Regions from separate parts of the Mus musculus genome. Here region 1 is linked to region 2. The links are chromatin loops, found by intact Hi-C in ENCODE. Cell type or tissue: heart. All regions are shown on one strand.

The links. Hi-C counts contacts between places; a loop is a spot of excess contacts. Peaks named below come from ENCODE experiments on the same cell type or tissue, not always from the same donor. Only the 100,000 strongest peaks of a DNase experiment are listed, where the experiment ranks them.
Region 1: a loop joins it to region 2, with 2.1 times the contacts of the local background. A loop is called at or near these places in 2 of 42 quality-filtered maps.

Annotation. Positions count from the first base shown.
Region 1 is chr11:115,201,338-115,203,837 of GRCm38, forward strand. It overlaps Tmem104 (transmembrane protein 104), which reads left to right. Exons shown (of 10, transcript NM_001033393.2): 5 at 1-75; 6 at 795-875. Among named protein-coding and RNA genes, the nearest start is that of Tmem104, 15 kb to the left of the region's middle. In heart, no CTCF peak of the experiment used is centred here; a DNase peak (open chromatin) is centred at 1,104.
Region 2 is chr11:115,460,229-115,462,728 of GRCm38, forward strand. Slc16a5 (solute carrier family 16 (monocarboxylic acid transporters), member 5) reads left to right here and starts at 2,245. Exons shown (of 4, transcript NM_001080934.1): 1 at 2,245-2,500. The coding sequence starts at 2,381. It overlaps Gm11695 (a long non-coding RNA gene), which reads right to left. Exons shown (of 4, transcript XR_001780362.2): 3 at 2,476-2,500; 4 at 1,682-2,005. In heart, a CTCF peak has its summit at 1,015 (motif pointing left); no DNase peak of the experiment used is centred here; H3K27me3 peaks cover 501 bases.

The DNA of each region.
Region 1 (2,500 bases), 260 kb before region 2:
CCACAGCCTCAGACAGTGACCTCCTCAGCCAAGACAACTACGAGAGGGCAGAGAAACGCCCCATCCTGTCTGTGCGTAAGTCTTGGGCTGCTGGTCAGTGGGGCTCCCTGTCTTTGTAGAGCGGTTCCCGGGGAGTTTCCCTGCAGACGGCCTCTGAAGTGTCAGTTTAGAAGGCCTGTGGAGTAGGGATCCTGAGCAGAGCATCCTCTGCTGGCTTTGCCTGTCCCCTGTGTATAGATTGGCACATTACCTAAGCTCTGGGCCTCAGTTCCCGCCCTTGTACAGTTACTGAAATAATCAGGGTTTGCCTACATCCATCTGCCCGAGTCTCTGGCTTCATCTCTCACACTCCCACCCCCACCCGAAACACACACACCCTTACCTCACTGTCTCGTCCTGTGCTGGCCAGAGTTAGGGGCACTGTCTGTCCCCATGAGAAGCGTGCCTGGATTCTCTTTAGACTTGGGGCTGGTGAGGTGAAGCTTGCTGGTGATACACTTCCCCAGTGTGCCCTGAGCTCAGACTTTATCCCCAGTACCATACACACAAAAGAACTAAAGAAATCAAAAAGACTTCAAATGCTTGAAGCAAGACATACTAGAAGGAAGATTAGTCCTGCTGGGACGTGCATCTCAGTAAAGATGGCCTAGCTGACTGGCAAGCGCGAGGACTCAATCGGGCTTGAGGGGAGAAGCAGCAGCTTGCTGATACAGTTGCTCTAGAGAATTCCCAGAGTTCAAGCAGCCCCCTCAGGGCTCTTCTGGTGAACAACCATGTTTGTTCCGGCCCCACAGAGAGACGCTCATCTGCCAACCTTTTTGAAATCACAGACCGGGTGGAAATGGGACAGATGGCTTCCATGTTCTTCAATAAAGGTAACAGTCACTCTGGGATGGTGTGTGGAACGGGCACATGCGACCCTTGCTGAAACTGCTGGGGCTCCGTGTTGAAGGGCAGGGCAGGTGGGTGGGAGCAGAGCAGCCATCTTGCCGGGAGGCCTGGCCAGCTTTCTGTTATCTTCCTGGGGTTCCTCACTGCGCACTAGCCTGAAGAACAAGGCTTATCCATCTGACTAGTACAGACGGGTCAGGAGTCCTAGTTTACCTTCCAACTAAAGGAGCCAGTGGCCCACAGCTATAGACTCTGCCTCGAGCACCCGCCCCCTGTCGCCAGCAGAGGGAGCCAGAAGCCCACATCGATGTCGCCCAGCGGTAATGGAGCACTGGAGAGCTCAGGCAACTGTGCCTTCCGGGCTCTGCTTGCTCCTGGCTGGCATTTGCTACAACCTGCAGGTGTCCACCTGACGCCACTATCTGCCAGAGATAGCCATTTCTGTCTCTGTGGCAAATCTTGTTTTTTGGAAACCGAGCTGTTTATAGAGCTTAATACTTAGTAGTGCATAGACCTTTGCTGTCCCTACCTCCGCAGGTGTGGAGCACAGCCTCCGTACGCCCTTCTTTCTAAGCTGACGTAGAAGACCTTAGGCCCCTCTGCCAAAGCCTCCCCATTTGCCAAGTGGGGCATCTCTGTCAGTTCTGGTCTTGCGTGTGGCTGTGGAGTGCTGGGGGGAGGATTGCAGAAATGGGAACCCACTTGACTTGGAACTAAACACCAAGCGCTCAGTGTGCCATCCAAGGTGCAGATTGGTGATTGGTCCAGGAAGGGTGACTGCGGGCACAGGCTGGCTGGAGCGGGCTCCATTCTCCTCTCTGGGCCAGCCCAGTAGAGGTTTGCGTGATCCATCAAAGTCAGCATGGCTTTGTTGAGGCCACATTTATGCCTTTCCTGTGTCCCCTTCTGTCACTGGCCCCCACCAAGGGAGAGCACATACGCGTCCTCTTCTGGGAGCTGCTAGGCGTTATCCAAATTCAACATTGGAAAAAACCGACTGCGCTTCAGTGGGAGAACACACACAGGTTCTAAACCGTCTCACTTGATGATATGTTCTGTAGCCCGTCCTGATTTCCCTTCTTATTTGTTTACATGTCTGTGTATGTGCGTGACAGACGTACATGCGTGTAGAAGCCAGAGGCTGACATCAGACATCTTCTTCCTCTTTCCTCCATATATTTTCAGAGAAGGTCCTGCACTGAACCTGGGGCTCACAGATGCAGTGAGGCTGACTGCCATTCTCGCCCTCAGTGCTAGGATTACAGGAGCATGTAATCCCATGCCCCAGCCCTGACTTCTTAAGACTTTTATGCACTAGCAGTTTGTATTGTCTTGTCTGCCCACATTCCATAAAAATTAGCCATTTGTGTGGGAGCCACCTCAGCCATTGAAGAGCCCCCCTGGCACCTCCTTGCAGGGCTTCTCAGGCTTGGTACTGGGGACATTGAGCTGGTAACCCTCTGTCAGGGCATCCTGTCCTGAGCATATAGGACAGTGAGACAGCGTTTCTGGCCTCTAGTTCCAGAGCCCGCCCCTGCTCCTCTCTGTTCAATAACTCAGACCACCAGGTTGTTCCATCACCTGTGGCGGAGCTGCACCCTCCACAAAA
Region 2 (2,500 bases):
AGAGTCACAGCATATAGCCAATTCAGCAAGACTATGTACTGAGTGGTTATTGCGGCAATCAGGTATTGAGTCAGCAACCAACAGGAGACAGAAAGACAGGCTCTCTCACTCTCTCTCTGTCTCTCTCTCTCACTCTCACTCCCTCCCTTCCTTCCTTTCTCCTCCTCCCCCTCCCCTTCCTCCTCTTCTTTTCCCTCTTCCTGTCTCCTCTCCCTCCTCTTCTCCCTTTACATTATTTTAATTAATTAACTAATTATTTAATAACAAAACCAGGCATAGCGATGCACACCTTTAATCCCAGCACTCGGGACACAGAGGCAAATGAATCTCTGAGAGTTTGAGGCCTCCTTGGTCTTCAAAGCAAGTTCCAGACCAATGAGGGATACATAGCAGGTTCTGTCTCAAAAGGAAAAAAAAAAGGAAGAAAAAAAGAAAGAAAAGAAAAGAAAGAGGCCTGGAGTTATGTCTTAGCAGTTATGAGCACTAGCTGCTCTTTTAGAGAAGCCAGGTTCAATTTCCAGACTTCATATGATGCCATACAACCTGCTGGAACTCTAGTTCCAAGGGTTCTGACACAATCTTCCAGTCTTCATGGGCAGGAGGCATACGTGGTGTGCAGACACACCCATAAGCAAAACAGCCCATACATTTAAAATGAAAATAAATTTTAATAAGAGACCAAAACCAAGGGCACACACAGCCGCAAGCTCTGACCAGGGTGCTGAATCATCCCAGCTCAGCGTGTTTTAAAAATCGTATGGGGTGCTGGTGACTGTGCCCAGAGCCTCACATTGCATGGCACATGCTGCCCCCCTGAACTGTATCTCATCTCCAGACCCCACCTGAGCATCTGTACTCCAAAGTTGGGTGTTATGCAGAACGCAGAGCTCAGAACAGGGCCTGGTCCACTTCTCCGTTTTAAAATTCTGGGGCCAGCTGGTGCCCCAGTGCTACAGGAGGCTGAGGGGAAGACGAGCGGGAGTGAACAAGAATCCTATACCCGGGCGGGCGACCATCCCTAATGAGATCTGATGCCCCCTTCTGGGATGTCTGAAGACAGCTACAGTGTGCTTACATATAAGTAAATCTGAAAGAAAGAAAGAAAGAAAGAAAGAAAGAAAGAGAGAGAGAGAGAGAGAGAGAGAGAGAGAGAGAGAGAGAGAGAGAAAGAGAGGGGGGGAAATGGAGTGAATAGAGAGCAAAGGGAACAGAGGAACAGAGAGAGAGAGTTTCCTATTTCTAAGGGCATCTGAAGTTCCCAGATTCCAAAAACAAAAAGGTAGAGAGGGGGCCTTGTGGGAACAGCAGCTGATACAGTCTATTGCTTTAAACCAAGACAAAGTCTCTTTCCACTCACAGACTGCCCACCACCCAGAGTTTGAAGGGACTGAGGATACCTGGGAACAGGGGAGTCAGAAAAGGAATGTCACTGGGCAGGGCGGGGGAGGGGAGAGAGGGGGCGGGCTTAAAACTGCTGGGGGTTCTGCATGAGGCTAGGTATGGGGCCTGGGTGATGGTATCGAACTGAGATAGGCCTGACTGTATCTGCATATATTTTGTGTGATTGGGGTGGGGGTTGGGGGGTAAATAGTGTGTGTGTGTGTGTGTCCTGGAGTGACTGTGGGACTGTACATGTATCCATGCCTGTCTCTGTACCTGTGTAAGTGTGTGTGTGTGTGTGTGTATACTCAGAAAAAGCCCCTTGCAGGCAACAAGATTCAGCACAGCTGTGGAGCCCCACTCTTGATCTTCCACACCTTGTAAAGGGAGTGTGGTAAGGTGGTTTCAAAGGCTTCTCTCTGCAAGCCTGCAGCTCGGCTGTCCTTGCTGAGCTGGCATCTGTGCCTCCTGTGCCAGCTTGCTCGCTGGTGGTGAGCTCAGGTTGATCTCCCGGTGGTAGGAAAGTTGGTGCTGGTACATGGGCAGCTCATAATGGAAGTTTGGAGACAGGTCCATGTCCACTTTGGGAGACACCAGCATTTTACCCGCCCACGGTCTGATCCTCCTGGAATAGTTATCAAATGGTTTCGAAGGTGCTCGTCAGATGACGTAATCCCTAGAGAGAATTCTGCTGCCCTACCTGTACCATTGGTCACTGCCTGCCCCACCCCTGCCACCTCCAGCCAGGCTGTCCCTGGAAATTGGGGTAAAGGAAACGCCAAGGCCACTGTGAAAGCTTCTTGTCACCTCCCAGGGGGCGGTGCCCCTCCTTGATACTTAGGGCTGGAGCATAAGGAAGAAGCTGTTTCAGTCACCCAGGTGGTGCGGCAGGTGGGCCAGAGGAGGGCTGGCAGCCTGCCAACCACAAGGGGCATTCTCTTCCCTTCCAGGCTGCGGTCACAAAGGACCAGTAAGGCTGTGGCAATACCAGTAACTGAGAATGGCCCGGGCCCTGGAACAAGCAGATGGCAGATGGGCCTGGGTGGTCCTCCTATCCTCCCTGGTGACGCAGGCCCTCACCCTGGGCTTCCCCACCTGCATCGGTGTCTTCTTCACTGAT